2 separate regions of the Homo sapiens genome follow, and region 2 is linked to region 1. The links are chromatin loops, found by intact Hi-C in ENCODE. Cell type or tissue: endothelial cell of umbilical vein. All regions are shown on one strand. Each heading gives the region's core, and the rest is flanking DNA. Links, peaks and the distances in the headings are about the cores only. Region 1 has its middle 290 kb from the start of MAGI2. Region 2 has its middle 49 kb from the start of MAGI2.

Region 1 (5,387 bases), core at 199-5,198:
TAAGTTAATAATGTAAACAGATTTAAAATGAATTAACAATTATTATCATGTAAATTCCTAGATGAGAAAATCTTCCTAACATGTATTATATAAAAATAGAACAATGTAATTGTAAAGGTCCTTGATGCCAATTTCAGAGATAAATTGTTGTACTGTTTCTTCATCTATCACCTGGCAGTTTTTATGTTTCTATGCAAAGAATATTTTAGTGTTTCTTAGAAGTGTTATTTATAAAGTTGAAAATCACATCTCAGAATTAAGAATAATCTTATCTTTTAAAAAATATCATTTAATTAATCAGCACTACCATCTGAATGTCTGCTGGATACTTAATCCTGTGTAACCAAGAGTTCCAAGTAATGGTACCTGACTTTGATCAACTTATTTTTTCATGATTCTTGATAGAGTTATCTTTAACTTAAATATTTCTGGCTATTAACAGTTAACCTAGTGTATCAGTCTGGATCCCAATAAGATGGTACATTCAAACAGAACTCAGAGAAGGCTTATTTAAAAGAACTAACTACAAAAGTAAAAGAGTAAGGGAATCAGCAGTTACCTGCAGCATAACAGTCCTTACGACTGAGAGGTGACAGAGTGCTGGCAGTCCTCACAGCCCTCGCTCCGTCTCGCGGCCTCCTCTGCCTGAGCTCCTACTTTGGCGGCACTTGAGAAGCCCTTCAGCCCACCGCTGCACTGTGGGAGCCCCTTTCTAGGCTGGCCAAGGCCAGAGCCGGCTCCCTCAGCTTGCAGGGAGGTGTGGAGGGAGAGGCGCTAGTGGGAACCGGGGCTGCGCGCAGCGCTTGCTGGCCAGCTGGAGTTCCGGGTGGGCGTGGGCTTGGCGGGCCCCGCACTCGGAGCAGCCGGCCGGCCTTGCCGGCCCCAGGCAATGAGGGGCTTAGCACCCGGGCAAGTGGCGGCGGAGGGTGTACTGGGTCCCCAAGAAGTGCCAGCCCACCGGCGCTGTGCTCGATTTCTCACCGGGGCCTTAGCTGCTTTCCCGCGGGGCAGGGCTCGGGACCTGCAGCCCACCATGCCTGAGCCTCCCACCGCCTCCATGGGCTCCTGTGCGGCCCAAGCCTCCCCGATGAGCGCTGCCCTCTGCCCCATGGCGCCCGGTCCCATCGACCACCCAAGGGCTGAGGAGTGCGGGCGCACGGCGCGGGACCGGCAGGCAGCTCCACCTGCAGCCCCGGTGCGGGATCCACTGGGTGAAGCCAGTTGGGCTGCTGAGTCTGGTGGGGCCTTGGAGAACCTTTATGTCTAGCTCAGGGATTGTAAATACACCAATCGGCACTCTGTATCTAGCTCAAGGTTTGTAAACACACCAATCAGCACCCTGTGTCTTGCTCAGGGTTTGTGAATGCACCAATCGACACTCTGTATCTAGCTACTCTGGTGGGGCCTTGGAGAACCTTTGTGTCAGCACTCTGTACCTAACTAATTTGGTGGGGAGGTGGAGAACCTTTGTGTCTAGTTCAGGGATTGTAAACGCACCAATCAGCGCCCTGTCAAAACAGACCACTGGGCTCTACCAATCCGCAGGACGTGGGTGGGGCCAGATAAGATAATAAAAGCAGGCTGCCCGAGCCAACAGTGGCAACCCGCTCGGGTCGCTTTTCAGATTGTGGAGGCTTTGTCGTTTTGCTCTTTGCAATAAATGTTGCTACTGCTCGCTCTTTGGGTCCACGCTGCTTTTACAAGCTGTAACTCTCACCGCGAAGGTCTGCCGCTTCACTCCTGAAGCCAGCGAGACCACAAGCTCACCGGGAGGACCGAACAACTCCAGACGCGCCACCTTAAGAGCTGTAACAGTCACCGTGGAGGTCCGCAGCTTCACTCCTGAGCCAGCGAGACCACAAACCCACCAGAAGGATGAAACTCCTAACACGTCCGAACATCAGAAGGAACAAATTCCAGACAAGCCACCTTAAAAGCTGTAGCACTCACCGCGAGGGTCTGCGGCTTAATTCTTGAAGTCAGTGAGACCAAGAACCCACCAATTCCGGACACACAACTGTTCTCTAGGCCAGAAAGAATAAGGAAGGAAGGTGTCTGAAGAACTTACAGAGGGAGAGTTGTGTAAAGCTGGCCATTTTGAAAGAGGTAGTGGCATTTGACTAAGGGACATGGCCAGCTCAGTGTGACCGTCAGCAGCAGAAATCAGGGAAATATATGTTGTCATCTCTTTCTCCCCTCTACCTTGGATCTTCTGTGTGGTTTGGCTGAAACCAATGGAAAGCAGATTTCTTATTTTTCAGCCTCTTGGTGTAGAAAGCAGAATGGAGAAGGGTACAAAGCAGAGAGTACAGCTCACCCATTTTGCCCCTTACCATCTACTCATATCTTTTGCCTGCTTGAGAACACTTCCCTATCATAGCAGATGCACAAAAAATCATCGTCTCATCAGCCTCACTGTAATTGTGGAGTCCTGGAATAACTCCAGTCATATTCCCACTTGAAACTTTAAGTTTCACTGGTACTTTTTGTAAGGTGGGGAGGGAAAAAAGAAGTGCTTTGAAAACATTAAACATAGCTGCTGCAGTCTCCACATGCTTTTCTGTTCACGAGGTACAATAAAATATTCATAAAATAAGGATGAAATAAGAAATGTTTTATATTTTAAGTTAACATTGTTTCTTCCATGTTACCTTAACAACTCTCCTTCTCAAACTGTTATTTCATAGACATTCTGAGAGCAAATTGATCAGGGGGCAGACTCATCTCCCTCTCCATTAGAAACCTGATTTTGTTTATTTGGAATATTATTCTTCCACTAAGACTGGTCCAAGTCTACCAATTGTGAGAAGATGAAGAACTTTTTTTTCAATTATATATAAACTTCAGTAATAACAGTACTCACATCACCATCTTGACTTCTGTACCCTACTCATGGAGAGAGTGGCAATATATATTGGTTGCAGCTTCAAAAGATGTACCAGATCTGGCAAATTTATGCCCAGCCTCATGGTGTATTGTCTCCTAGCTGAGATCATACGTGAGTAGACTATTTCATTGCTCTATCAAGATGGCTGCTTCTACATGATGAGTAATGATGAAAGACAAGTTTCTGTAGATGTGAGATTACTAACACACTTTCTTTGCCATGAACTGCGTCTCCAGGTGGAATACAATATTGTGTAAAATATCCAGGATAAGCATTTTGTCAAGTGACTAATTAACAGTGGTTCTTACGTAATCTTTTTTTGTAGGAAAGACAAATCTATACCTATGCTCCTGTATTTTCTTGATAGGACAAAAAGATTCTTCAATCTATGGAAGGGGTACAGTGAAATCAGTGGACCCCTAGGTTGGTTCACCTAGGAGATGATACAGTTCGGGAGATGACCACTGGCCTCTGGTGTTACATTTTGGACACAGCAGTAAAGGTAGCTGGATAAATAATTGTTTTATTTATCAATTGCTGTGTAACAAGTTACCCCGAAGTTTAGTGGCTACAACAATAATAAACATTTTGTATCTCTTTCCATTTTCATGGTTCAGAAATTCTGTCTCAGGGTCTCTAATGGAGTTGCCATCAAATGTTGGCCATTACTCCAATCACCTAAAGATTTGTTTGGAGATAGAGAATCCACTCCCAAGTTGGCTCACTCACATAGCTGTTGGCAGGAGCCTCATTTCTCCATGATTTTAGGGTGAGTTTAGGGTTGCTTTTAATTTAGGACTAGTTTCGCCTGACTAGAAAGACAGACCTTCTGTGGTCTTTACTGAATTTCCATGATGTCCAATGTGGCCTCTTTATTCTGGCTGTTCAGAATCTCAAGTTCTCTTAGCCCTGTGCATGATCAGGAACTTGTTCAGTGTATAGCCTCCTGGTAGTTCTTTACTCAGCATAGCAGAGAATCATTATACATGTGTCCTTTATTTTTTGTCAAGGGGAATCCCATGCAGGTTTCTGGAGCTCTTTTTTCATGTGGCTCCTCCTTTGCTGATATTATGCACCAGAAATTTCATCTCCTGCAGTCTCCCTGCACTCTAATCGTTTATGCCTCAACCCAGCAAGAGACGTATGCTCTACTTGGGTTTCTCCCAAACCCCAGCCCATTCTACTGTCCAAAAAGTTTCTCAAAAAACTAAGGCAAAGGGAAGATTAATTTCATTAGGTTTTTTCTCTCAAGGACTAGAGTCCTGGATTGCCCTTCTCCAATGTCTAAAGTGTGGTTTAATATATTTTGCCATTTTTATTTATTTATGTCAGCTGGCACATTTGATACTAGAAAATCCATCATAATCAAAACGGCATTAGAGATCTCATAGCTGTGTGGAACAAATTAGCACAATTTTCCTCTTTTTCTTAATAGTAGAAATTTTTATTTTATTTGAGATGTAATTGTTCCCATGGTATCTTTAAAATTCTATAAAATGACTTTTTTTCAAGGTAGTACTTTCAAAGCATTTCATTTTTTACTTACTTTTTAAAAATTATTCTATTTTACCTTGAGTCGCTTTGAATTATTTCATTTTCCCAGAAATTATTTCATGTTTGATGTTTTATTCAAATTTGTATGATTTTGAATAATATCCTTTGGGTTTTGTTAAAATTGTTTCTCTACTGTTTAGTATACACTATTTCTACTTTTGTGTATTGGCATTTTCTTATTTTTGTTAATTTGATTGACACCACTTAGCAGGGTGTCTCAAATTTCACTAAGGAAATTGAACAGTTTTTCACTTTTTAAACTATCTTTGTAGGTTAGCATCTGTAAATTTCTCCATTTGCCTATATTGTTACTACATTTGTTCTCTTTCTGTATGATTATTTGATTGTTGATTTCATATTTCCTTATACTAAATGTGAGTAAATTATTTTTGTTCTTTTTTTACCTATGAAACTTTTTTCCTGTCTAAAGATTCATCTATATTTTAGGCAAGTATTTATTGATAATATCAATTGTTTTTAGTTTTGTATTACTATATTTTTTATTATTACTTATTATTATTTTTCTTTAATACAGAGTCTTGCTCTGTCGCCCAGGCTCGCGTATAGTGACAAGATCATGGTTCACTGCAGCCTTGACCTCATGGGCTCAAGCAGTCCTTCTGCCTCAGCCTCACAAGTAACAAGGACTACAGGTACATGCCACCATGCTAACCTAATAATTTCTTATTTTTTCTGTTTATATGGAATTTCCCCATATTGCCCAGGCTGATCTCAAACTCCAGGGCTCAAGTGATTCACCCACCTCGGCCTCCCAAAGTGCTGGGATTACAGGTGTGAGCCACGAGGCCTGGACTGTTTTAATTTCTGCTTTATCTTTTTGGTGGGAGAGTGTCTGCTTTCTTGGGATTTATTTTGTTTCTATTCTACATTCATTAAGTGATTAAATTGTTCATTTATATTCATTATTTTTAAAAGCATTTTTATT
Region 2 (5,387 bases), core at 251-5,250, 240 kb before region 1:
CTCAGCCTCCCTCCAAACCTCATGTTAAAATTTGATTCCTAGTGTTGGATGTGGGGCCTAAGGGGAGGTGTTTGGCTCAAATGATGGATCCCTCATGAACGGCTTAGTGTCATCCTCATGATAATGAGTGCATTCTTGATTTGTAGGTTCCCACGAGAGCTGGTAATTAAAAAGAGCCTGACATCTCCCTCCTTTCTCTTGCTTGCTCTCTCATCATGTGATCTCTGCACACACCAGCTCCCTTCCCTTTCTTTTTTTTTTTCTTTTTTTTTTTTTTGGAGACGGAGTCTCGCTCTGTCGCCCAGGCCGGACTGCGGACTGCAGTGGCGCAATCTCGGCTCACTGCAAGCTCCGCTTCCCGGGTTCACGCCATTCTCCTGCCTCAGCCTCCCCAGTAGCTGGGACTACAGGCGCCCGCCACCGCGCCCGGCTAATTTTTTGTATTTTTGGTAGAGACGGGGTTTCACCTTGTTAGCCAGGATGGTCTCGATCTCCTGACCTCATGATCCACCCGCCTCGGCCTCCCAAAGTGCTGGGATTACAGGCGTGAGCCACCGCGCCCGGCCCTCCCTTTCTGCCCTGAGTGGAAGCAGCCTGAATTTCTCACCATAATCAGATGCTGTCACCATGTTTCTTGTACAGCCTGTAGAATCATGAGCCAAATATTTTTTCCTTATGAATTACCCATGTTCAGGTTTTCCTTTGTAGCAACACAAAAACTAAGACAATGCCCCAATTCTCCTGTCTTTTGCCAGTGGGGGCTCATTCAAATTGGTTTTGAGTCCTTTTATTAAACAATTTTATTGCACGCAAAAGAATGCTCACACGTTACCTGTCCAGTTTAATGAGCCTGGACAAATGTAAAAATCCATGTAACTACTACCCAAGGCAGGATACGGCACATTCCTACCACCCCATAGACTCCCTCTGCCTCCTTAGAATTAGTCTGTTTTTACTTCAACCCCAAACAACACTTAATCTAATTTATAACACTAAAAATTATTTTTTCAGTACTAGAAATTCACTTAAGTGGAATTTTGCAGTATGTATTATTTTGTGTCAGTCTTCTTTCATTCAGCAAAAAGTTTTGAGATTCATTCATATTCTTTTGTGTAGGTAGTTCATTCTGTATTTATTGCTGAGTATTGTTGCACTGTATAAATATATCAAAGTTGGCTTCACAGTCACATAGTCTTCCATGATTAGGCATGCTATCTCTACCAGGTCCTAGCTGTACACCAAGGGGTGTTCCCAAAAGGCCTATAATTCAATGCTTCATATCCCATGACCTTGCTACAGGACCCCTATGATCTGAGTTATAGTTCTCTGATTGGGAAAAGTCATGAACTCCACATCATGTATTTTCCCACCAGTGATAACCTCTAATATCATGACATCTGCAGAGAGGCTTACATCACAGCCTGAAACCTTTTTTAAATTAACTTTCTATTTTGAGGTAATTGTAAATTAACATGAAATTGTAATAAATAATAGACATAGATCCTGTATACCTTTTGTACAGTTTCCCTCATTGGTGAGCTATTGCAAAATTATGGTAAAATAGAAAAATGAGGATATTGACATAGATTCACTCAAGATCAAGTATGTTTCCATCACCACAAGGATCCCTCATGTTGCCCTTTTAAACTCACATCCACTTTACTTCCACCTCCATCTCCTCCTTAACTCTTGTTTTCCTTTTCTGTAATTATGACATTTAAGTAATAATGTGTAAATGGAAACAGATATTATATGTTTGGAATTGGCTTTTTTCACTCCTTGTAATTCTCTGGAGATTTATCCAGGTTGTTGCATGTATTGATAGTCTTTCTTTTTATTGCTGGGTAGTATTCTATGATCTGATTATACCACAGCGTGCTTAATTATTTTGGAGGATATCTGGGTTGTTTCCAGATTTTGCCTATTACAAATAAAGGTGCAATGAGCATTCATATAAAGGTTTTTGTGTCAACATGAGTTTTAATTTCTCTGTGATAAATGCCCAAGAATTCAATTGGTAAATCATATGGTAGTTGCATGTTCAGTTCTTTAAGAAACTGCCATACTGTTTTCCAGACTGGCTGTAAAACTTTATATCCCAGTCTCTCTACATAGTTGTCAGCATATGGTGTTGTCACTATTTTTTTATTTTAGCCATTCTGATTGATGTATAGTGATATTTAATTTTGATTTTAATTTGTATTTCCATAATGACTAATGATATTGTGCATCTTTTCCTGTGCTTGTTTGCCATCTGTTTATCCCACTCTGTGAAATATCTGCTCATATCATCTTTTAACATGTCTTGACTATTGTTCCAGTACTTTCTAAAATGTTTGAGTATTTTCCTTTTCCTAACATGCAGTTACCAAAGTAAATGACTGCAGGTCCTTTTAGGAAAAGACTGAGACTGGTGACCATTTATACTTGTCATTATGAGAATTTTCAGGAGTATCAGCCTAGATACACCCATGATGCCTCAAGGTCCCATTGTTTCCCCAAAATGGTCTGAACCTTGAAATAGCATATATTTGCCATAATTGGGAGTTCATCCTTTGCAGCTAGGCTAATCTGATAATTAAATCTTGACTTTGTCCTGTGTTCACTTCTGGAAGATGAGAGCCTTCTTGTATACCACTAGGAGGCACTAAGGCTTTCACAGTTAGTTTTTTAATTGCTAATTAATCACACTTGCCTATATATTATCTTACTCAGAGTGAGCTTAGTAAAAACCATTCAATTCCACTATTCTTATAATTGCAGTTTCTCTCCGTATTTCTCCAGCAGCTTTACACTGTGCCAGCTAAGGCATTCACATCCTTTGGTATGCCACCCCAGTACTCCACGATTGTTTCAACAACTGTGCTGCCCAGTTGTGAAAGGGATTATCTGTACTCCACTTACAGATTGCCATGTGGTGGGGAGCAAAGCAGCTTCAAATTCCCATCCAAGTATGGCTTTCTTGAGTTACTCCTGGTACTACCTGTGCCAGGTTAGATTCTTAGGGAATCAGAATCTGTGATGGAGATTAGTATACAGGTGGTTTATTTAGGTTTTGGGGGATCAACACCTCTGGAGCGGAAGGGAAAGAAGCAAGATTTTCCAGAAAGAGAACAAGAACTCAATCCAGTCTCAACAGAAGCCTCAGTTGATCTTCTGGGGAGATGTGAAGATGGATTGACCCTCCAGAGATACTCTGATTGAGGGAAGGGAGACAGGTCTTTCTATGCCGCTTTTACCTGGGAAGGAGATATAACCATGGGTGACCTAGTTCTCTTCAGCCACCTGATGGAACAGATACTTGAGGATTATCTGCCAGACTTGCTCTTAGCATTTCATTTAACAAGGTATCTAGGATATTATTTCATAGTATTATATATAGATATTTCCAATTCCATTGCAAAGTTGCATAGTACCCTATAATGTGCATATACCTAAGTTTATACAGTTCTACTCATATATATATGAGTAAGACTAAATAAAGTATCTCTCTCTCTCTCTATCTCTCTCTCAAGGGTCAAAGGTCATATATGTATATATGTTTGTATGGGCTGTTGATGACCCTAACTCCTGTGTTAGGAGCATCAACTATGTATCATGGTGTGTGTGTGTGTGTGTGTGTGTGTGTGTGTGTGTGTGTGTGTATATATATATATATATATATATATATATATATATATATACATCAACTACATATACCTGTATTTGACCTTTGAATCACACAGGGGTTAGGGGCATTGACACCCTATGCAGTTGAAAATTCACCTATAACTTTTGACTCCCCAAAAACATGACTACTAATAGCCTACTGTTGACTAGAAATTTTACAAATAACATAAACAGTCATTTCACACATATTTATATATTATTTTTATTATACACTATATTCTTAAAGTAAGCTAAAGGAAATATTATTGAAATCATAAAGAAGAGAAAATTTATTTACAATTCATGAAATAAAAGTAGACCATCATAAAGGTCTTCATCTTCATCATCTTCACATTGAGTAGACTGAGGAAGAGGAGAAGGGGGAGGAGGAGGCGGAGGGGTTGGTCTTTCTGTCTCAGGAGTGGCAGAGGCAGAAGAGGTGGAGGAGGTGGAAGGGAAAGCAGAAGAGGCAGGCATACTAGGTGTAACTTTTATTGAAAAAAATTGAGTGTAAGTAGGCCCATGCAGTTTACACCTGTGTTCATAGAAGTGGAATTGCTTGCTCAAAGGGTAAATATATATTCAATTTTGCTGAATATTTCTAATATCTGGTTCAAGGCATTTTACTATTTTACAGTTTGAATAGTGAGTAATGACAGTACCTGTTTATTCATAGTCTCATCAACACACTATATCGTTAAGCTTCTGGTTTTCCAATCTTGTATGTGAGAAACATATCAATGTAGCATTAATTTGCATTTCTCTTATTATGAATGATACTAAGCATATTTTCATATGGGTAGGAGTCATTGGCATTTTTAACTGTCTCTTCATTTTTCTAGCTCATTTTTCTATCACATTGTTGGCTCTTTTAATGTTTATTTTTATCATTTGGAAGTTCTTTATACATTGAGATAGTAACACTTTGTACCATTATAAATCTTTTTTTTTCAGTTTTTCATTGTCCTTTAACTTGGCTCATGGTATATTTTTCTATGTAAAGTTTTATCTTATTTTTGTGTAACCAAATGTGTCTGTCTTTTCTCATATTGCTTCTGGGTTTGGGGTTATGATTAGAAAATAATTCCTCACTTCTGGTTTATAGGATAATTCACACATGATTGTTTGTGAGTAGTCTGGCTCCATAGCAAAACCTGTGTGTAGGTCAGGTGCGGTGGCTCACACTGGTAATCTCAGCTACTCAGGAGGCTGAGGCAGGAGAATTGCTTGAACCCAGGAGGGGGAGGCTGCAGTGAGCTGAGATTACTCCAATGCACTCCAGCCTGTGTGAGCAGAGCAAGATTCCGTCTCAAAAAAACAAAAAACAAAACAAAACAAAAACCTTATGTGTGATATTTTGGTGAAAACATAGACAGTTACACAGCCTTTACCTGGCAGGCCTCATGGAGCAAAGCTGCCCCGCAGTCTGAGACTCTGTGCAGTCTGGAAGGAGTTGCAGTTAAGAACTCGGCACTCCTTCCCACCCCAAGGTTCTTAAGATTTCTGTATTTCTAACCCAAATGCCTCCACTTGGAGGTCTCCTTGTTGTGGGAGTGGGTGGCGGAACAGGCTTGGCTAAATGCTTTCTCAGAGGCCTTTGTCACCAACACCGCTTATCAGGAGGGCTTGAAGACACTTCTCTCCACTCTGACTCACCATTCAGTACTTTTCCACTTCTAGACCTTTCTTGTCTCCCTCTCCTGGCTCGCAGGGGTGTACAAAGGCAGGAGACTTTTGTT

Evidence for each region. Peaks named below come from ENCODE experiments on the same cell type or tissue, not always from the same donor. Only the 100,000 strongest peaks of a DNase experiment are listed, where the experiment ranks them.
Region 2: it touches region 1 in a loop (24-fold over the local background); 4 of 110 quality-filtered maps call a loop at or near these places.

The regions. Positions count from the first base shown.
Region 1 is chr7:79,738,536-79,743,922 of GRCh38, forward strand. No RefSeq gene overlaps it. Among named protein-coding and RNA genes, the nearest start is that of MAGI2, 290 kb to the left of the region's middle. In endothelial cell of umbilical vein, for the core only: no CTCF peak of the experiment used is centred there; no DNase peak of the experiment used is centred there.
Region 2 is chr7:79,499,708-79,505,094 of GRCh38, forward strand. No RefSeq gene overlaps it. Among named protein-coding and RNA genes, the nearest start is that of MAGI2, 49 kb to the left of the region's middle. In endothelial cell of umbilical vein, for the core only: a CTCF peak has its summit at 2,634 (motif pointing right); no DNase peak of the experiment used is centred there.